2 separate regions of the Homo sapiens genome follow, and region 2 is linked to region 1. A link is an interaction called in ENCODE POLR2A ChIA-PET data of the cell type or tissue named here. Cell type or tissue: Caco-2. All regions are shown on one strand. Each heading gives the region's core, and the rest is flanking DNA. Links, peaks and the distances in the headings are about the cores only. Region 1 has its middle 120 kb from the start of LINC01718. Region 2 overlaps CDH4 (cadherin 4).

Region 1 (10,667 bases), core at 1,282-9,281:
TCTGGCTGGACAAGTAAACATCCACCATGGAGGGTGGGCACAGGTCTCAACTGTGCAAGGTGGTTTAGCGTTCCTGACTCCCTCATTCCCTTGCCAATGCTGGAAGCACCCTCCAATCATTGTGACACCACAGGCAAAGTTCCCTGAGAGGCTGTGCAACCCCATTGAAGACTACTGAGTGGGCATCTGAGGTCACCCTAAGGTGGAAAGCTTGGGCTGCCCTTGCTGCTGGGGCTGCTAAAGCGGGGGTCAGGGAACTTGGGTCACTGTTGATCACTGTGTCTCCATGTTCTGGAAGACGGGGAATCTGCACGTGTCATGATACCAAGCTGAGGTTAAAAATTGCAGAGAGATGCAGAGAGGGGAATGTGCCATCCTCACAGCCCCTGGGTCCAGGTGTTCCTGAAGAGCCTCCCTCCTTAGACCCGGCTGGAGGAGCTGGTCGATGACTCCATCATGCCTAAGCTGATTCGAATTCAGTTTCTGTCACTGCAACCAAAGGAGGTAACCAGTAGCCAGTGTTACAATAAACCTTCTTCCAAAATAAATAAATAATAAATAAATAACATCTATCAGGATGTTCAGATTTAGAGTGTTGAACAAAAGCTACCTCCCCCCAACCTCTCATTGCACAAAAGCTCCCCCATCCTACACATTTCAAGTACAACTAGCTGGCCACACTAAAACAGCCAACTTGATTTTGTCTAATGATTTGTAGTTATGCTTTCTTCAGGCCATATTTTCATCCTCAATATCAATTAGTATTCCTATTTCTTTTCATAAAACCTTAACAAATCAATCTAGTGGTAGATATGACCCAGGATTAGTCAATCAGTTTTGAAGTCATGAGAAATATCCATTTTATTCCAGAATCTATACTTCATCAATAATTCCTTCAGAGAATGCATATTAATATTTTAATGCAGAGAGAATGACAGGAAGACAAAAGGCCCGTGGTAGCTGCCTTGGAGTGAAAACATCATCACAGCATTAAAATGGACTCTGGAAGTGAGTGACAGCTGTCCTCAGATAGAAAGGAGGCAGGTTTCAGCAAGGAGGTGGGCCTGCAGAGTGCTAACGTCACCCATCTCTGTTTGTACAGTGTTTGCATTTGTTTCCCTGAAAGATTATCCTAAATCCCCAATCCTCAGTTGCATCTCTGCATCAGGAAAAGGTAAATTCATCTGTAAAGAAATTTGGCATTAACAGTTTAACCTTCCAGCACGGTATGTGTGCAGAAGCCACATCTGTGTTCCCCAAAGAATCCTGTGTTCTTTCCAATAACACGGTAACGAGAGGTCATGCCAAATGGTTACTGGAAAGCTGCAGGAGCTAACACCACATTTTCTAATCCTTCCAAGAGAACCAGGGAAAAGATGAAGGAATTTTCTCCAGGTTTCCTCTATTGAAAATTAATCGCTATGCAAAAACCACAGCCAAGTGAGAGTTTTGTAAATATTGCTTTCAAATGAAATGCAGCTTTCAAAAGTACTCATGAGAAATTGGAGATGTTAGTGTCTGCCCATTGTATTGCATATAAGTTCAGAATCATGAAAGAAGATTAATATAATCATACTGTTCTGTGGTGCATATGTGTGACTGCATTTTGAAACTGGATTGAGAAGAGCTACTGTTTTTAAATGAAATTTTCTAACATTTAAAAATCACAACAGCAAACCTCCTACATATACAAGACAGACCACAACATGCCTGGGAGTCACACAGTCTATTTTCAACAATGTAAATAGTACTTAGGAATCTGTGTGCATTGTTTCACGATGGAAATACAGTGGGCATCTTTTAATTCTGTAATCAGTGTCTTCACAGGAAAGCGTTTCTCAGTAAAGGGTAATTTTTTCTGTCTTCCAAGGACCAGAATCCAAACACATCACTGGAACTAGGTAGAAATTGTCCATGTTCTCAACAAATTTGGAGACTTTCCCAGAAAAGTTTACATGAGCATATAAACCACGTGCTTGGTAACTTTTCTAATGGAAATTTTGAATGTGCCTCTTACAAATAAGTTTACTTCAACACTTCTCCTGATGTTTTTACACCTATTTGATCATGGTAAGTATGTATAAAACTCCTGGCTGACTTCTTACTGTCATCAGGGTGCTTTGCACTGGGTTCAGCATGGGGCAGTTGCTTTTCTCCACACTCTCACTTCTCCAGCACTGCATGATATCTAAAAATATTTGAAGCTCCTTATTGTATCTTGAATATGTATTTTAAAAACATCAAGTCACTGAGTGCATTTCTGGGATGAGAGAACCGTGGAAATTTTTTTTTCTTGCTACTGGCTTTCTGAAAATGATTGTATCTGTAGAGAATCTGAGACAAGAGAGGAAAAAGTCTTCTTTAGTCCTAAATGAGATTCTTTATCTCACCAAGTTTCACAGAATTTGCTGATGTTTCAGTTTGAGGCCAGCGTCTCAGCCCCTGAGCTGCTAATTGGCTTCAGTCCTCACCTGGGAAAGGAGACTTTGGTTACCTCACCGAAACCCACTGTGGCCCTCCAAGAGAGGCTTTTTCAAACTCTCCTCCTGATAAAGTTTTTGTTATGCAATTTGCTGCCTTCACTGAGGACCCTAGGATGATCTCCAGGGATGCTGAGAACTGGCCTGAGGGGAAATGACTGATTCCCCAGGGAAGCTGGACTTTCACCCTGCTGCTCTGGGAGGCGGGTGTTGGAAGCTGCACAGACAGTCCCGCCATGGCTGGGGTGAGGGCACCTGCTTGGGTGGCACACCTGGCTCTGGTTTCCACATGGAGGAGCCCATCAGGCTTTGTGGAAGTGAGTAACCTGGACAACCGTGCAGTGATGTCCAGTGAGAAAAATGTCCTCAGAGGCCCCCAAAGCAACCCAAAGTCACACAGGGTTAGAATATGAAAGATGGTTGGGCTGATATCCTCTTATTAGGTGAACTTTGGGAGACTGGCCGCCTCCCTTCCTGAGTTGCAGCTTTTTCTTTTTTTGAAAAAAAAGAAAGTGCCCCCTCTTCCTACACATGCTCGCCTCTTCTGGAAGCCATCCTGGGTAACTCAGTTAGATGACATTTAGGAACAAGGAAAGCAGGTTTGAGTTTCTGTTCTGCCACATCCCAGCCTTGAGGCCCTGATACATTCCTAACTCTGGAGTCCTCAGTTTGCTTATCTGAGAGGTGAAGATGACAAACACTGTTCACTGTGCGGGGAGCACCTGCAATTTCTGTGCTTGCTTCCTGTCGATGTCCATCCACTCCTCTTTCTGAGCTTGGCTGTCCTCTGATGCACCTCACCTCTCTCCACTCACAGCCCACCTGTAGCCATGATGTGGCCAAATCAAAGTCAACAATAGGCTGAGCTCCTGGATCCAGCCGAGCCTAAAGCCAGTCGTCCTTCTGCATTTTCCTACCTGACAAGGCCACAAACTCCCTGCGCGGTGCCGAAGAGAATTTGGGGTTTGTTTCTCATCACCTGCAACTTTAAAGAGCTGGCTGATCCAGTGGTTCTCAGGCTTGAAGGTGCCCCAAGGTCACCTGGAGGCCTTGCCCAAGTACAGACTGCTGGGCCTCACACCCAGTGTTTCTGATTTAGCAGATCTGGGGAGAGGCCTGAGAGCTGGCCCTTCTAACAAGCCCTTAGGTGACGCTGATACTGCTGGTCTGCGGATGCTGATACTGCTGGTCTGTGGATGCTGTTACTGCTGGTCTGAGGATGCTGATACTGCTGGTCTGAGGATGCTGACACTGCTGGTCTGAGGACCACACTTTGAGAAGCACTACATTAATTCTGCCTGTGCTCTGCGGCTGTGGTGAGAATTCCATGAGCCAGTGTAGAAGATATCTGTGGTCTAGAACAAAGTGCCACAAATATAGTGACTTAAAACGGCAAGCACTGATCTCAGGATACATTTTCATGGTCAAGCGTGGGGTTTCAGCTGGTGGCGGAGGTGTCAGCCAGGCAGTGCTCCTCTGATTTCTCTTCCCAGCTCACATGGCTGTTGGCTGGAATTCAGTTCTTTGCAGCTGTAGGACTGAGGTCTCTGTATTCTTGCTGGCTGTCAGCCAGGAGCTGTTCTCAGGTCTTAGGGGTGCCAACTCTCATAGACCCTCTGATGACATGGAGGCTCCTTCAAGGCCAGCAGGGGTTTCTTCCAGTGCAGTCTGTGAAGATGACATCTCTGTGGGGTGCCATGTAGCCAAGAGAGACATCCCAATGCCTGTGCCGTGTTCTGTTGACTGGAAGCAACTCAGAGGCTCTGCTTATGCTAGAGGGTCAAGGTGAGGGGATTGCACAAGGGTAGGACTCACTGGGGTCCATCTTAGGACTCTGCTTGCCCCAGAGAGCACATGTAACGTCTTTCGTGTACTGTTAGGGTAATGTGTTAATGCCAAGAAATGATAGGTGCTATTAACATTAATTTGGATGGTGATGAAATGATTCTGAGGGTTTGGTAACAAGGAAAGTAGGGGGCACAGAGAGTGGATGAGCAGCCTCCTCTTCATGTGGGTGCACCTGTGGTGCAGGTGTGAATGTCTCTGCTGGCAGACAAGGAACCAGAAGCTTCCAGAGCAGAGCAGGTGGCACCATCGATGGGAGAATCAGAAGTGTGAGCGGAGTCAGCTGCCTAGACCAGCGATAGAATCCAAACCCATGGGCTCAGAGCCAGGGGTGAGGCCAGGGTGCCCAGCGACACTGCAGGGCAAGATGGTGTCACAAGGAAAATAAACCAAACGGCAAATTAATCAAATAACTCTTCAGCTGAGGCAAAGTGTGAATGCTTGAGAAGAAAAATGCATGAGGTGGGAAGAAAAGATGAACACGAAACAATCTTCTATTTTTCCATTTCTGTGTAAGCAAGACCCCAGAAATTATTAATCTTATAACAAGCTGGGAAAGTTTCCGGTCTCCTGAGTGGTTTCTGAAGTCACAAGGAACTGAAGCAACCGACTCTATTGTCTCTTCTCTGCCCTTCTTAGGCAGCAATTTACTAAAATACTGGGAATTTATTTCTCTCCCAGAGGAATGAGTGGTTTAAAGTGTGTCTCCAGGTGCAGGCTCCTCTGGGGGATACCCTTGATTTTCAAATGCAAGACGTGCATTTGATGGACCCCAGCATTCAGATGTGGCTTCTTCAGAAGTTGTGGTTTTCCCAGGGAAGCTGGTTTAGTTATGTTCACACTGGCAGATTAGAAAGTTCGCTCATCTTAATTCTTGAAATTCTCAGTATTTCAAAACTGGGTGGAGACTGTAGAAAGTGACCAAGAATCTTACTAATGAGCTGATGCAAGAAAACCCTTCAGAGGGAGTTAGCTTTGGGGCCTTAGAAAAGTTTTGATGCCCTCAGGTGTCCTGAGAGCATTGAGATTTCCATCTGGATGTTACTATTATTCAGTGTTGGGGGTGGGTGAATATGCAATGACGATGATGCTCCACCTGCCTATATCTGTCCTTGTATCCATCAATTCCTCTCATCTCATCTCATCTCATCTCATCTGTCATCTCTATGACTTTTCACCCCATAAAACATTGTGTTACTATATAGGTCTTAGAAATTTTCTCCTTTGTGGGGAGGTTTATCTTTTTAACTAATGCTGTTCAAAAATTGCCACTTCTAGGCAAAAGGCTGTGCTCTGCTCAACAAATTCACACCCAATGATGCTGTGAATTTGCTTAAACTATTCAGTCCTATAAGTACATGGTTTTTGCTTCTTTGATATACATTGTATTTTGCTTCAAAATACTCAGTGCCATCTGTATCTACATATTAATTTGTGTTACCCAACAATGACAGTGAATAAATGCATTTCATTTTGGTATCATGGTGATTGATTAAAGTAATAGAATTTCAGGAATAGAATGGGTCTGTTTAAGGAACCTCTAGTCCAAGGCCCATGCAGTTGATTCTTTTATTTTCTCCATAACATCCTCAACGAGAAGGAAGGGCTGAGAGCATGGATGTTGGTTTTGGGAGGACCTGGGATTGATCTTAGGAAGGGCGCTTTGCTTCTCTGGGATGCCTGCATCTGTTAGGTGGAGTAGGAAGGGGTCTTTTGCTCCCAGGGAACATGGATGGTTGGTAGCCTCACACTATGGGAACCTCACATGGACCTGGGAAGGGTCTCCTTGACTTACCATGCTGAACAGTGCTGGGTACCTTCCTGTGACCATTGCCACTCCCCTTCCCAGCTCAGGAAACCCTACTCTGGTTCAAGCGGCTACCTGCTGAGGGAAGCTGGGCCCTTGATAAACCACGCATTCCCACCTTGACATCATTCTCACTTGCCACAGGAAGGGCTCATGGTGAGCATGGAACCATTTCTGGCCAATGGTACATGAAGGGGAGACTGCTGTGGAGGCTCAGAAGGAGCTTACTCCCTGATTAAAAGAGGAAAGGAGAAGTTGCTCCTTCCTTCTTCCTGTCTCGAATTTGGTTATCGTTGCATGGGACACTCAAAGCTGTGCAAACAGAGGGCAGAAAGCCCCAGGCTTAACCAGCAACACAGGGAAGATGGCAGAGTGGAAGTAGAGGAAGAACCTGGGTCCTCAATGGACCACTGCATCAGGCCCAAGATCCTCTCCCTCCAAACGTTTTGTTAAGTGAGATGATTGCATGTCTTTGAGTTTAATGCATTCTTAGCTGGTGATTCTGTTTCTTGCAGATGAATCTATCGCAATAGACAGAATCACAAAACCAACCTCTCGTTTTCGAGCAGGCAGTCCTTCTTGGCATTCTTCCTTCCATCTCCTGGAAATACTTCCAGATTGAGAGCCCTAGAGGTATGACTGAGATCCCTTCAAAGCTGGCCTCTCTTCATCCCCAACAACCAAGATCCAAGAGGGCGAAAGAGGGAGCCCGAGGTGAGAGAGTAAATTAGGAAAACGTGGCTTTCCATCTTCCCTGGCCATTTCCTTGTCCCTTTTGAGCTCTCTGCATTTTTTTTTTAATGTTTGCCTTGGTTCTTAATGAAGTCCTTACTTGGGCAAACTGCCTAGAAACTTCAGTTGAAAACTTGACCCTGGAAACTTCCTTAATGAGAAGGAATGTAATTAATAACTAGGCTTATATATGCTGATAATTTAACTCTGGCTCAAAATAAAATTTTTTAAGACTCAGGGGAAAGGGTTAATGTTTTATTTGCCTGGAAAGGCTGAGTGCATCTTCTCTCTTCGGAAGAGCAGGACACTCAAGGTAATGAGCCCAGGGACCAGCACAATAGGGTGCTTAATAAGTGTTCAATGAATTAATCAGTAATAAGGCAGGAGACATTTTTAAAATCTGGGGGACAATGAATACAAAAAGGAACCAGGAGGAAGACTTTACGGTTTCCTGACTTGGGGCCTTGGGGAGGTGGCGTTGGGGCTTTCAGGGTGACTTTTCCAATAGGCACCCATTGTTCTGGTACAGGAGAGCATCAGAAATGAGGAACAGCTGGAGCAAAGTCAAGGTGACCATGAGAATCTGTAGGACCATGGAGAGCAACAGGTTGACTACAGCAGGTTGATCTTGATTCTCTCTGAGAGACCTGGAGAGCTAAGGTTAACTAGGTCAAGAGGAAGCTACGTTTTTACCTTCTGACAGTGGTTCCCAAAGTGTACCCCCTGGACCTCCAGGGTACCTCTAGGGTACCCTCTTTTGAAGGGTTCATAAAGTCAAAACTATTTTCACAATCATACTATGACATTATCTGTCTTTTCCACTGGCATTAACACTGATGGGGCAAGAACAACTGTAGGCAAAAGTGCTGGCACCTTTGCATGGACCAAGGATGGGGCACTGAACAGCATGGGCCATCCCTGCACCCTTCATCACCACGCTTTTCAGGAAAATAAAGCAATGCCAATATCACTTAAGAACTGACTCATAGAAACAGTAAAAAGTATTAATTTTATTAATTCTTGAACTTTGGGTGCTCTGAGCAAACACTTTGTGTGATGATGAGGGAGATGGGCCTAAGGGTCTTCTGTGGCTTACCAGGACCCAATGGCTGCCCCAAGGAAAAACTCGGTACGCTCATTTGAGCAGAGCACTGAACTGCTCTGTTTTTCAAGAAACAGCAGTTTTACTTGAAAGATTAACTGACAGATAAACTACAGTTGTTCAGACTTGGATATTTTGCAAATCTTCACCAAAATAAATTAGGTCCAATCTCCTGTGCAGAAGAATTCCAAATAATTCACGTAGGTGCTCCAACCTCAAGGAGGGGGTGCCTCACTCCCACTCCCTAGGTACAGGTTGCACCCTGCATAGGGAGTTCCCTCCAAAGAACACAGTGTGCAGGGGGTGACAGAAAAGGGAAACCTTATCAGGGAGAAAGCTGATGAAAGCTCCTTGAGGCAAGCAGGTGATCAAGGTCAACATCAAGAGTTGAAAATATGCTCCCTGGATAAGATGTGGTGAAAATGGCACTTTGCCTCTGTGGTCTTCCTCCCCAAAGCCCATAACCCCAGTCTAACCACAAGAAAGAAAATCAGACAAATCTCAACTGAAGGACATTCAACAAAATACCTGACCAGTTGATGTGGTCTGGCTGTGTCCCCACTCAAATCTCATCTTGAACTGTAGCTCCCATAACTCCCACATATTGTGGGAAGGACCTCGTGGCAGGTGCTTAGATCATGGGACTGGCCCCCTCATGATGTTCTCATGATAGTGAGTTCTCACGAGATCTGATGGTTTTATAAGGGACTTTTCCCCCTTTTGCTGGGCACCTCGATCTCCTGCCACCCTGTGAAGAGGTGCCTTCCAGCATGACTGTAAGTTTCCTGAGATCTTCCCACCCATGTTGAACTGTGAATCAATTAAACCTCTTTCCTTTATAAATTACCCAGTCTTAGTCTATGTCTTTATTAGCAGCATGAGAAAAGACGAATACACCAGTACTCCTCAAAACTGCCAGGGTCATCAAAAATATGGCAAGTCTGAGAAACTGTCACCACCAAGATGAGCTTAAGGAGACACGATGGCTAAATGCACTGTGATATCCTGGATGGGACTGTGGGGCATCCCAGAATCCTTTTCTGTGAGAAAAATGACCGTAGGTAAAAACAAAGGACATCTGAATAAACTATGGGCTTAAATTAATAACAATGTATCAGTATTCACACCAGTGGAAATTGGATGTGGGGTGTATGTGGACTCTGCATTCTCTTCACAACTTTTCTGTAAACCTAAAACTCTGCTAAAATAAAAAGTGTATTTAAAAATATAAACGAAGTGAGCCTGTCACTTTGAGGAAAGTAACGAATAGTATTTGTTTCCAGTGATAAAATTTGAGCTTCTAAGTTCAAATAAAAATTTTGGAAAACTTGTATCTACACTCATTGTCTTGGCAGTATCCCCAGACTTCAAGCCTTTTCTAATGAGATCTGGTGATATTAGCAAATGTTATTCATTTTCTGATATTGCATAATGGAAAATCTGCCTAACATAGTGAACTTTTGTTTTCCCACTGACCAACATGATGTTATCAAATTATGCACTGGTAAAAGATTCCCTTACACTTCAAATAGGCCAGTGGATTTTCACTTAATAGAACATGAAAAGTTAATTCATGTAACTTCAGACTTGCATTGCATGTAACCTTTAAAAAAATGACTGCTGCTAAGTTTTGGTATAGTATCAAAAAAGAATGTGCACAAGGAACTGAAGAGATCTGTAAACACTGTTGAAATCCGTCTCCCTTCCAACTGCATATCTGTATGAGACTGGACTTTTTCATCCATTTGCACCCAGCAACATACCACAGCAAACTGAACATGGAAGCAGTTACAAGAACCCAGCATTCTTGGATGGTTAGATTTCTCTGATAAAGCTGTGTTCTCTTTTCCCTTCTGAGTAAACTTCAGGATGGATTTAGGATCTAGTCACACCTCCTTTGTAACAGTGTCCATTCTATTGAAATTGACCATTTATGTGTCTGTCTTCAATGCAATAAGACAATTAGTATTTCTGGCTCTGGAATAGGACCACCAGAGTCTTATTTTGGGATACCCCATTATGAGGTCTGTGTTACTGTTCAAGTTAATTCAACTTCCTAAGCTTCAATTTCCTCACTTTCAAAAAGCACATGATGACAGGATGGACAACAACATCCTATCTTAAGTTTTATATGAGATAAAGCTCATAAATATACATATTTCCATATATGTATTGCATATACAGTATAAGAATATGAATTTATATGCTTATTGTATGCACCTACTCATATTTATAAGTTTATGTACATATATCATGTATTTACATTTACTTGACTGTTATTACCACTTCTGCACCATTTCACTGTGGGGTCTGGCAGGTGGAGCCTTGTCTTAGGTGCCTGGTACATAGCTTGGCACAAAATGAGTCTTCAGTGATTGTTAACTTAAATTGCAGTGGGGGTAGAATTTTGCTATGTACATAAAATATACATGATATACATATTAGTTTTGCAATGCACATAAAATAATTATACTATATTATCATGATAAAGTCCCTTTCCTCCCCTTCCTACAGGAAAAGTTGATTCTTTAACTATACTTTTTAGAAGTTTTTTGAAGTATAATTGATAAAAATTGCACATATTTAACTTATACATTTTGATAAATTTGGACATATGTATGCACCTGTGATGCCATCACCACAATCAAAAGACAAAGCATGTCCATCACCTCTAAACATTCTGGTGTGTTCCTGTGTGGGA
Region 2 (10,667 bases), core at 1,023-9,022, 700 kb before region 1:
GCCGACTGTTTCTCCACATACCTGGTTGCCCAAGACCCTCTCAGCCTTCCTGAGGGTGGGGTGGCCCCATGCTCCCTGCCTCCCACACCACTGTGGCTCCAGGTGCTGGCTTGACCGGCCCCTTCTTTGCCTCCATCACATTGTCCCAATTTTCTCTGATCAAGCACATCCACAGGGACCCTGGGTGCAGCTTATGAGATGGTGGCGTCATGCCCAAAGGGCACGGTCCATACAGACTGTGGTGCCAGCACTGCGTGGGCTGCCAGGGAGCAGTCGTCTGGACATACAGACTGACCGGGTGTGCGGGTGAGGGATGCTTCTCACCCTTCTCCAGGCTTTGCTCAAGACAGCACCCCCACCCTGGCAAGTGTAACCACACTCCCAGGGGAAGCGGAAGCTGGGCCCAGACTCTGCTGTCTTCGGATTCATGCCTCTTTCACCCTTTCCTGACAGTGAGCTGTGAGCAGCTTCCTGCCACTGTGGCCGGCAGATTCCCAACACCCCATCGAGGGTAAGATCTGGTCAGCCAGGAGCTGTGTGTGGAGAGTGGCGATCTGGGGCGGAGGGGGTTCTCAGGGCTCTGCAGGGGGATGGGATCCCTCCTGGAGTCCCTAGTCCTGCCTGGGCTGGCCCTCCGGAAGCAACAGTTCTGCGGATGTGGCCTCTGTGAGCCCTAGGCCTCAGCTCCGTCCTCCATGTGGACTCTGAATTCAGTGGACCTCGGCCAGCATCAGCCATGCCATCATCCTCCCTCTGTAGGGAGTCTGTCCGCCTGAGCCCATGGCTGTTTTCATGGAAGTCATAGCATTGATGCCTGTGCACTGCCAGTGGGATTGGCTCCAGCACCAAGGGCAGAAGTGGATTTCTTCGGGCTGCAGGGACGCAGTGGCCCTGGCTGTGCCGGCAGCAGCTGGTGTTCACTTAGCAGCTTTTCTTCAGGTGAATTTCAAGTTCGTCTACAGGGCCGACTCCCCAGCTCCAGGCACCGTGGCTCTCATCTGTGCAGCCATCTCTTGTGGGGAGGCATGACTGCTGTTGGACAAAGTGTGGCAACAGCCACCCCACTTTTTGGCAGGGAAAATCAAGAATAGCCTGACGATGAGGGCAGGAGGCCATGGCCTTACTTGCAAGCCAGGATTAAGATGGGGCTTGCAGTTTCTGTCTGCCGTTTTGGAAAACACAAGTGGGATTTGGGCCCCAACGTCCATTTGGGTGGGGCTGGCTGGATGGTATGGGATGGCCAGGGTCAGCGTTTGGAGTCCCCAGCCATTCTCCCACCTGGACCCCGCCCAGAACTGCAGGAACCAACCTTCCAACGCGTGACCTTAATATGTAGCCGCAGGTGCCCCTCGGTCCCACCGCTGCGATTTTCCTGGGCTTCCTGACAGCCAATATCGCTTGGCAGATTCCCAGGGTCCAGAGAATGCAGCTGTGGTTTGCTGGAGGACCGTGTACGCTGTGCATGCAGCAGCCACCAGCCTGCCTGTAGACACTCAAAGGTCGGAGATAAATCCGATGTTAGGTGACCCCCGTGTATTGTAAGACAGCTCAGCTGCCCTTGGCTGCGTGCACACCTCATCAAAAATGAATAAACATGAGCCTGCCGGGAGCACTCGTTCGCATCCATCATCACAAAGCGCTGCTGGTGGATGCTCCAGGCCCCTCCGCCTGGGACGTGAGCTTCATGGGGGGAATTTATCACCCACTAGGAGATCTGACGGGGACCTCGGCTCTCCGAAAAGGGAGAACCCAGGGAAAGAAGGCACTCTGCAAATTCAAAGGCAAACCCTTGATGAGAAACTACCCTGGTCTTTGCGGGCAGCCTCCCCTCAACCCACAGTTGCACATCCAGGCTGCTTTTGTTTTTAGCATCGCTTAACTGATGAAAGGTCAAATTGTTGGGTATGCCATTTCACGAGTGAGCATTAAGCACCCTGGCCAAGCCAGAGAACAGCAGAAACAGCTGCCGAATTGAAGGGCGGGAGCCCTGGTGGCAGCTTCCTGGGTCTGGAGGCCAAGGCCGCCCCCAGCCCACCAGCATGGTGCTCGCCTTCCCGTCTGTGATGTGTGACCAAGACGCCACTATCAGCTCAACAGACACGGGCCCTTCAGGCTGCGGCACCCGGATCCGGCTGGATTGTCCTTCTCAACTCGTCCCACCTCCCTTCTGACTCAGGGAGGAGCCACCCGTGCCAGCGACGTCCCCACGTGGTGACATCCTGGCAGCTAGAGATTTTCATTTACTCAATCTCAGACGAATGGGTTGGTAGAAGTAATTTCAACTGTCAAACTTATTTTCTGGGCAGCCTCTTTGTTCAGATATGATGACTGTTGCTAATTTCAAGAAACTTCATTCAGTTCATGCTGCTTTCCTCTTCCAAATAAGTGTTGAAAAGATTGGTCTAAATTGTGGACACCAAGACGCCACATTAGAGCAACAGATTATGGATTTCTTGGGAGTCTGCTGATTTCTCAGCAGGCAGACCCCTGGAAGGAAGGAACTGGGGCAGGGTGTTTGAGGTGGAAGCCTGGGCTCTGAGCCAACGTCCACAGATGTCACTGGAAGAATCTTGGCTGAGAGAACTTCTCTGGGCTGCCCAGGCTCTATCTCTGAACACAAGCATCTCAGGGAGTAGAAGTGTTCGTGTGAGGGTCTTGGGGGCAAGACCTGCTCCTGGGTCTCTTGATGCGGTGTGGGTTCTCAGCTTTCCGCATGCTGCTTTAAAACCAGACTCCTGGGCCCGGCTCCCAGCCCGGCTGATGCAGGCTGCTGCATTTTCGGAGATCTTCAAGGAAGAATGCTGCAAAGGCCGCGGTGTTCAGCCACACAGGAGTGGGGACCAGCTCTCCCCATGCCCCAGCTGTGGTTTCTGCCCCCACCCCACTCCCAGGCCCAGGAGTCCCCTATCCTTCCCATCCTGCTTTTGACTTAAAACTAGCAACAGGAATAAACAAGGGGCCATTGCAATGCCTGGGGCATGTGGATGTCAAGAGGCAGGTGACAGCACAGCTCCAGGAGGGTGGGCGGACAGGCCCAGGGTCTGCCTTGGACTTGCTCTCCCAGTGGGTGGATTCTAGAGGCAAGTGGTGTGACCCTGTGCAGGGAGGCATTTCCACTGGGGAGAGGCTGGGATGGCCCACGGTGCAGGGTCAGTGGAAATCACACATGCAGGGCGTCCTCTCTGGCACTGACTGAGGCCCGGTCAGCCCCCACACAATGCCCTTGGACCCCTCAGCACCTGTCACCAGGCCTGGTCTTCATGGTGCATGTCTACGGAAGGGTCCCGGTGGCACACAGACACCTCAACGTGGACCGGTGCTGGACAGAGGACAGTGTCACTCTAAACTGCCGCGGGCACAGATGCTGGCGCCAGCGGTGGGAGTGTGGAGGGCCAGGGCGGCCTCGAGGGAGCTGGAAGACCCAGCGTGGGAGTGACTGGTGATTGGTTTACCCCGTGTTCAGTGGTGCCCACATTGTGCAGCCTGGACACCGGGAGCTCCTGATCTTCCCCCGACCCCGCGTCTGTCAGCCCTGCCTGGTTCTGCACGTCCTTCCTCAGTACCGCCAGCTCCCGCCGGGAAGACAGCACTCCCTGCTCTCCTCGAGTCCCCGCTTCCCCTGGGCAGCCAAGATGGTCTCTTGGACACACACACCCGGTCCTGCCGTCCCAGCAGCTCCCGACTCACTTGGGATAAAATCCAGCCCCACTGCCCCCTGCCCTGTTCACCTTCCTCCGGCCCCTCTGACCCACTCGGCGGCATCCCCAGCATTGGCATTTCTAGGACCCTCGCCTGAAATGCCCCCGACCCAGAGCCTTCAGAATTATTGTCTTTTACGCAGCTCTTTTTCTAGGTTTCAGCGCAAACACTGCCTCCTCAGAGAGGCCTCCCAACGCTTGTCCGCAGCAGCCCCTGCCCCAGCGTCACCCTCCCAGGAGCTCCGCAGCACAGGCCTCCTGCGGGTGCCACTCCTTTCCTGCGTGGACTCATTTGTCGTGGGCGCCAAGCCCTCGATGAAAGCTCCTCTGGGACAGGGGCTTTGTCACAGAACGTTTACCTCATCAGTCCACACACGGAGGCGTGGACACTCATGGAGCTGCAGGCCCAGTAGCCTCATTTCCATTTCTCCTCCAGTCAATATTTTAACAATGGTTTGCTTCATGTCGACACTGCCTGCGCTGGGCAGCATTGTCATCAATACCATGGTGGAGGGGGAGGTGAGTCAGGGCCATGGGTTCTACCCCGGGCCGCTGTGCCAGTGCCTGTGGGGAGGGGAGGAGGAGAGGCCCTGAGGGACAGGCAGAGTCTCAGTGGACAGAGATGGGTGCTGAGTCAGGGACCGCTAACAGTCCTCTGCTGGACCTGTGTCCCGATCCTGGGCCTGCACCACCGGCTCTACCCTGTAGGCGGACATGGAGATAGGAGGGCAGGGCACTGTGTGAGCCTCCCTGGGGTGCTGCAGGAAACGGTACCTCCCATTTGCGTGCACAGGTACCCTCGCCATCCCGAGTCTTGCTGGCCGGAGTCCAGGTGAGCCGCCCTGTGTTGGCCACGCGAGCAGCTGGGCACAGCTTCACCTCAGACACTGTCCGTTCCTCTCTCTAATCAGCCTGGGGACTGAGTGCACTTGACGCCCTGCGAGATGTCCTTTCCTCACGCCCCAGTCCTCCAGGCACACAGCCACAGCTGGGGACTCAGGGGGCCTCTGTGTGCTCGTCCTGTGCCCCCCAGCCCCCAGCTCCTGTCCCTTTCAGTCCGAGTCTCATTCAGGCTTCTCTTCCCTGTGCCTTTGGGCAGCCGCCCTCGTCCTCCCAAGCTCGGAATGGTGAAGCCGCGCACGGAGCTGAGAACGTTGAGGACAGGTTGTTTCATCATTAATTGGACAGCACAACCTGGTGCTACACTTGCCCTGACAGAGGTTGCGCTGTGCGGCTCCAGGAAGCCAGCGATGGCTCCAGAAAGGGGCCCAGGGCCTACCTCTGCCACGGCCATTCCCACGCGCTCTCACCAAGCAGTCCAGCGCAGGTCCAGTTTGGAAGAACTCTGTCTTTACAACTTCCCTCAAAGCATGGTCTACCAGCATCGATCACACACCAGGCCATGGCAGATTAGGGGGGTCAGTTGGGGTTCAAAGGGGAGGTCTGTGCCTGTGGTGGGGGATGGAAGGCTGCTTCTTGGAGGTAAATCCCAGAGAAACCCAGCTTGGGAAGGCAGATAGGATGTGACATTCCAACACACCTGGGGTTTCACAAATTAACCTTTTAAAAAACATGTACCCTGGAAGAATTTGAGGTTCACAGGGAGTTGCAAAGGGAGGCCCTGTGGACCCTTTGCCCAGTGCCTACAACAGTTGCATGTTACAGGACCGCGGCACAATATCAAGTGAATGAGGTCATTTAAATGGGGATCCATAGAAGGCGCACCCACCCTCCGCACCTGCCAGAGACCTGGCCTGTCATACGAGCCGCGTCAGTGTTTGGTGAATGATGGGCGGACACTCAAAGATGGTCAGTCCAGACCCAAAGTGGAAATGTGTGCGGTGGCTGTGACGTCTTTGCAACAACTTGCCACAAAGGTGACAAACACAAAGGCAAAGGTGACAAACACGAAGGATCCATGGTCCTAAGACCCTCTTTTTAATCCTGGGTTAATTGGGAAGACGCATGTCAGATCATGCCCGTGACGCAGATGGCATCAACTGTAGGCCCTTCCTCCAGCTATTAAAAAAGAAGAGTTTCTTTATAGACCCAACTCTGACATGTATGAGTGTTAAAAAAAAAAAAAAAAAAAAAAGTCAGAAAGCAAAGCCCACTTAAAGGGCTATCTGAGAGCACCACCTTGTTCTAACAGAGACTTAGTTTTGGTTTGCGACATTTTCCCTCCTGTTGTTGAGGCAGAATGATGTGCTCACTTCCACCCTCCAAGCTGAAAACACAAGACTTATGATGCAAAATCCAGCTTTCCCATCTGGCTGAGCTGGCCCTGCAGAGGTGGCCTGGTGAGAGCCTGGGGGGTGCTGGCCTCCCAGCTCCCAGACGGGCGGAACCACCGGCTGACGGTGACAGCCATGGCCCTTCTGGCCCTTCCCAGGTGGAGCTTGGGGAGCAGGTGCAACATGCAAGAAGCTGCCCTACCGCACCCACCTGGCATGAGCCTGGCACTGTGTCTCCCCCCCCCCCGCCATGCCTCCTGTCCATGCCGCCTCCCTCCATCCATGGCTTCTTTCTGGCAATGATCCTGTTAAAGCCACTAGAATTTTTTAGAATCTGCTCTTAGTAGCAATTCAGAGCAGAAAAGGATGGAGGACTCATTAGTGCTGGCCTTGAGCAAAGTCACAAACTCCAGAGGCTGCGGGACCATGAGTCCCGGTAAGGCTGCCCAGGTGGAGCTGCCAGGACTGTGGAAACCGGGCAAAGAGGCTCCTCCACCCCTGCTGGGTGTTCCACGCGGGAGTCCAGGTATCTCCACGAAGCACCTACTTCTTCAATGTAACAACCAGGTATAAAGCAACTGCCAGCCAAACAAAACCCGGGTGGCCCAGGGTGGCTGAGGACTAGGCCTTCTGGGACCCAAGCCAAGAGTGAGGTCGCATCCCACTCAGAGGGTCCAGACTCAGTGACATCCACGAACCCACAGGTCCTGCCGGGAACGACCGCCCCGTCCACCCCTCTGCCTCCTGAGCTGCAAACACAATCCATATTCAAACAGTCAGGCGCACCCACATGTAACAGACTTGCCACGGCTGATGTTTGAAAATGGATACACGCAGGACTTGGGGGAAAGCAGAACCAAGAGTGAGGTGCAAGCGAGTCCCGGCGTCACCTGCCTTCGATGATGAACACTTCGAGGCATTTTACTGCTAACATTCACTGACTTCTGTCTAATATGTCTGATTCATAGGAGCACCAAAGTGAATTAATTATAGTTATTAAACACTCTTTGTTTGATAAGAAGAGAACAGATGCCTTGCGGGCGTTTCTGTTGTAAGTGGAGGGCAGCAGGGCCACGCTCCAAGGCAGGGGAAGACAAGAAGGAAAGACGGGGAGGGGCGGCCTCTGGCTCCCATGGGGGCTGCTGGGCCACCCAGAGACGAAGGTCAGAGAAAGGAAGGTCGCCACGTCACCCAAGGCTCAGCCGGCCGCAGCCACCTGTGGGTGTTTCCATCCTTAGCTCCGGGGTGGAAGACCGCTGGTGCAGATCCCCGAGGAGCTGCCCCCTTGGGAGCGGGTATCACAGCCGGAAAAGCAGGAGTCCAGAACCCTGCTCAGCAGCTTTTCCACCACTGTGCATGGAATAGACAACTCAGGAACAGAGACAGGCTTGGGGAGGGGCCAGGAGACACGGTGGGGACAGACTGAGGAAGCCAAAGGAGAAGGTGGAGCTGCTTCCTTTTCCAGAGGCTGCAGCTGCAGCCCTGCCTCTGCCCGCCCACTTCACCCAGGCCTTCGCTGCAAGCAGCCTGCCCCAGCTCCTGGGCCGGAGGCCCACCCCTCCTCCTGCCTCCAAGCCTCAGATGGCTGAGGCCCACCCTCCTCCTGCCTCCAAGCCTCGGATGCCTGAGGCCCACCCTCCTCCTGCCTCCAAGCCTCAGATGGCTGAGGCCTACCCTCCTCCTGCCTCCAAGCCTCAGATGGCTGAGGCCCACCCTCCTCCTGCCTCCAAGCCTCAGATGGCTGAGGCCCACCCTCCTCCTGCCTCCAAGCCTCGGATGCCTGAGGCCCACCCTCCTCCTGTCTCCAAGCCGCTGAGACCCTTCGCTCACTTGAAAGCCAGGCCAGAGCTCCAGGAAGCAGGCAGCTTCCTCCAGGCCCCACTGAGCAGACCCCTCCCCAGGTGGGGGGCAGCGCAGCCCCTCTCTTCCCTGCACTTGTTCTTTGTTTCTTTTCATTTTCTTCTTTTTCTGCCTTCCCTGGTTTTAAATGAGCATTCTATAAAACTCTGTTTCTCTCCGTAGCGGATCAATTGTGCTTCTTTTCATAATGTTTTAGTGGTTGCCCTAGAGTTTGCAATCTACACTAACCCGATGTACAAGAATCCAAGTCCACTTTCAAACCCCCACGAGTGTCACGGGTGGTGCAGGGCCTCACGTGGCGTGTCCCAGGCCCTCCTTCCTGTCTCTTGGGTGTTGCTGTTATTGATTTCACTTACCAATCAAATACATTCTGGGTGCTACGACCGTGAACAGTTTAGTGTTAGACTGATTGGGAGCTACTATTGGAGTATGAGGTTGATTCTCACCATGAGTTCAAGACCAGCCACAGCAGCCTGGGGGCCTGTTAGAAACGCCTTGAGGGTGAGCCGCTGCTCCGGGGGCCACAGATGTAGGGAGATCTAAGGGTTCACTCTGAATTGTGGGGACACCTTCTCCGCATGTCACTCCCCCCTACCCTGGTCCTCCCTGGGTTCACTAGGACAGGACAACCTCCTCCCTCGGCCTCACCCACCAGGCCTGTCTGCCTCCATGTCCACTGTGGGTGTTGCTGCCTGGGAGTGGGGGGGTGGTATTTCCCCCAGCTCTGACTATCCAGTTCCTTTGTTCCTGGGTACTTGGGCTTTTGACAGCTCTGCCCCAGACCCCCAAGCCCGGGCCCCAGCTGGTGCTGAGACAGGAGGGCTCCTGGGCCAGGACATGTATGGGGTGGCGAGCCCCTGCCCAGGGCCACACTGGTGTGTATAACGACCTGGGCCACCCATCCTTTGCTCCTTGCAGGTACTCGGCCTCCTGAGTTTTGTGCAGGGCAGGCTCCCGGGGTCCTACCCTGGACACTCATCCCACCCGGAGCCTATAGATCAGAGCACCCCAAGTGGAAGGAAGTGTCTCTGAGGTGCCTGGGCACCTGCGAGCTCAGAGGGAACAATGACTCAGGGATTGCAGCTGCGATGGAGCCCTCTCTAATAGAGAGATCTGGAACTCGGAGGGGACAATGACTCGGGGTTGCAGACATGTTGGATCCCTCTCTAATACAGAGATCCGGAGCTCGGAGAGGATGGTGACTCGGGGGTTGCAGGTGCGATGGAGCCCTCTTTAATAGAGATCTGGAACTTGGAAGGGAGGATGGCTCGGGGGTTGCAGATGCATTTGAACCCTCTCTAATAGAGAGATCTGGAAGCGAGAGCAGCCTCCAGGGGAAGCAACAGCCAACAGCGCAGCCAGATCTTAGCACCTGCAGGAAGGCTGGAGCTCCTGTGCCTGGCTGGGGTCCTGGGAGACTTATTAGCTGGTGAAATAATCAGCTGTGTGGGGCCCTGTTCCCTTAATCCACTCTGCTTCCCTCCAGTAAAGGGTCATAAAGCAGAACCACAAGACACACAGTGCCATTGGCTCCCACCGGTGACGAGCCTCTAATTCACTCCACATGTGTCCTTCCCAGGCCCGGCACCGTGACGTAGCACAAATGGGCACAGCACTGTATTTTTAAAGGATTAGGTTATTTTACTGACATGGATTTAACACTATTGATTTTTGGCCCATCACAAATCCCATGTAGCTCCACATTTTACTACGAGGTGAATGCTGCATTTATATTCTTAAGCATTCTGCAAATATCTTCATTTTGATCGACGTCCCTTCAGCAAAGCACAGATGTCAATGCACAAAGCCATGGAAGGCCCATCCAACTTCTGTAGATCTTTCCAGGACAGTTTGTCTTCTCCTTCACAGTAACCTTGAATAGGGCAGGAGAAACTCTGCCCCACGTTTTCCCCATCTGGGGAATTGGAAGACTACTTATCTGCCTCCGCAGAGATCCTTTAGAATGTTTTTTGGTAAATGAGAAAAAAGGGCAGAAGACTAATAGGTTAAGCTCGGCATTATTAAGGTGCTTTGAAAATAGTCTTGTGGTTGTATCTTTATAACCCCTAAACTATAGAAGTTATTCAAAGATACATCTGCGAAGTGTGTACAGGTTACCATTTGAGGTTCTGTGGAAGCAACCCGTTTGGGGAGCAGAGCCTCCTTCTGCGTACGTAATTCAGAGCATGTAGGAGAATCAACCTTGTTTTGTTAGCAGCTAAGTTTGTGTCAAAAACAGATTTGCATGAGATAGGATGAGAAGGAGATCTGACTCCTGAAGAGGAGGGTGCAGAGGTCTTGTCCACGCAGCCCTGGGTGGGAGGGATGATCCCTCTGGGTGGACCCTAAAGGACTGAGCGTGCGTTTGGCATAAGCCCAGTCATTAGATTTGCTCAAATATTGCCAGGCGTCTGCTCTGGCCCAAGAATGGCTCTAGACTCTGCAGATGCTCTAAGACACATGCCTCTGGGGGCCTCAGCTGTACTCAACTGCTTTGAGGTGTGTCCAGTGCATCCCAGGTGGGCGTTTCTGGGCAGTGACAACATGGAGCGCTGATGGTTGTGAAGGCTGGCAGCCTCCACATGCACCTGTGTCCCAAGCCTCTGCACACAGCCTAAGACCTGGGCTGGTTCTGTCCTTTCACAGCTGAGGCACAGGACTTGCCCGCAGCCACACAGCAGCTTTCCTGGAGGAATGGACCCCTGCCTTTGGCATCACCTCCTATTCACGAATGCAGGGGACGATCCTGGGAGGAGAGATTTTCTGAGGTTCAGTTCGATGCAGAATGGCAGGTGACCTGGTCAGACACAGGGAAGCACATCTACCCACCCAGGAGAGTGGCTGTGGAGCCCAGAGGCCCCTATGACCATAGCTA

What was found. ChIA-PET counts read pairs that join two places held together with the same protein. Peaks named below come from ENCODE experiments on the same cell type or tissue, not always from the same donor. Only the 100,000 strongest peaks of a DNase experiment are listed, where the experiment ranks them.
Region 2: POLR2A ChIA-PET joins it to region 1 with 12 read pairs; 2 of 35 experiments call an interaction of 5 or more read pairs at or near these places.

Annotation. Positions count from the first base shown.
Region 1 is chr20:60,954,618-60,965,284 of GRCh38, reverse strand. No RefSeq gene overlaps it. Among named protein-coding and RNA genes, the nearest start is that of LINC01718, 120 kb to the left of the region's middle. In Caco-2, for the core only: no CTCF peak of the experiment used is centred there; no DNase peak of the experiment used is centred there.
Region 2 is chr20:61,656,597-61,667,263 of GRCh38, reverse strand. All of the region lies in intron 2 of CDH4 (cadherin 4), which reads right to left. Among named protein-coding and RNA genes, the nearest start is that of CDH4-AS2, 58 kb to the left of the region's middle. RefSeq lists enhancers at 4,112-4,625, 4,626-5,139. In Caco-2, for the core only: no CTCF peak of the experiment used is centred there; DNase peaks (open chromatin) are centred at 3,598, 4,385 and 7,300; H3K27me3 peaks cover 410 bases.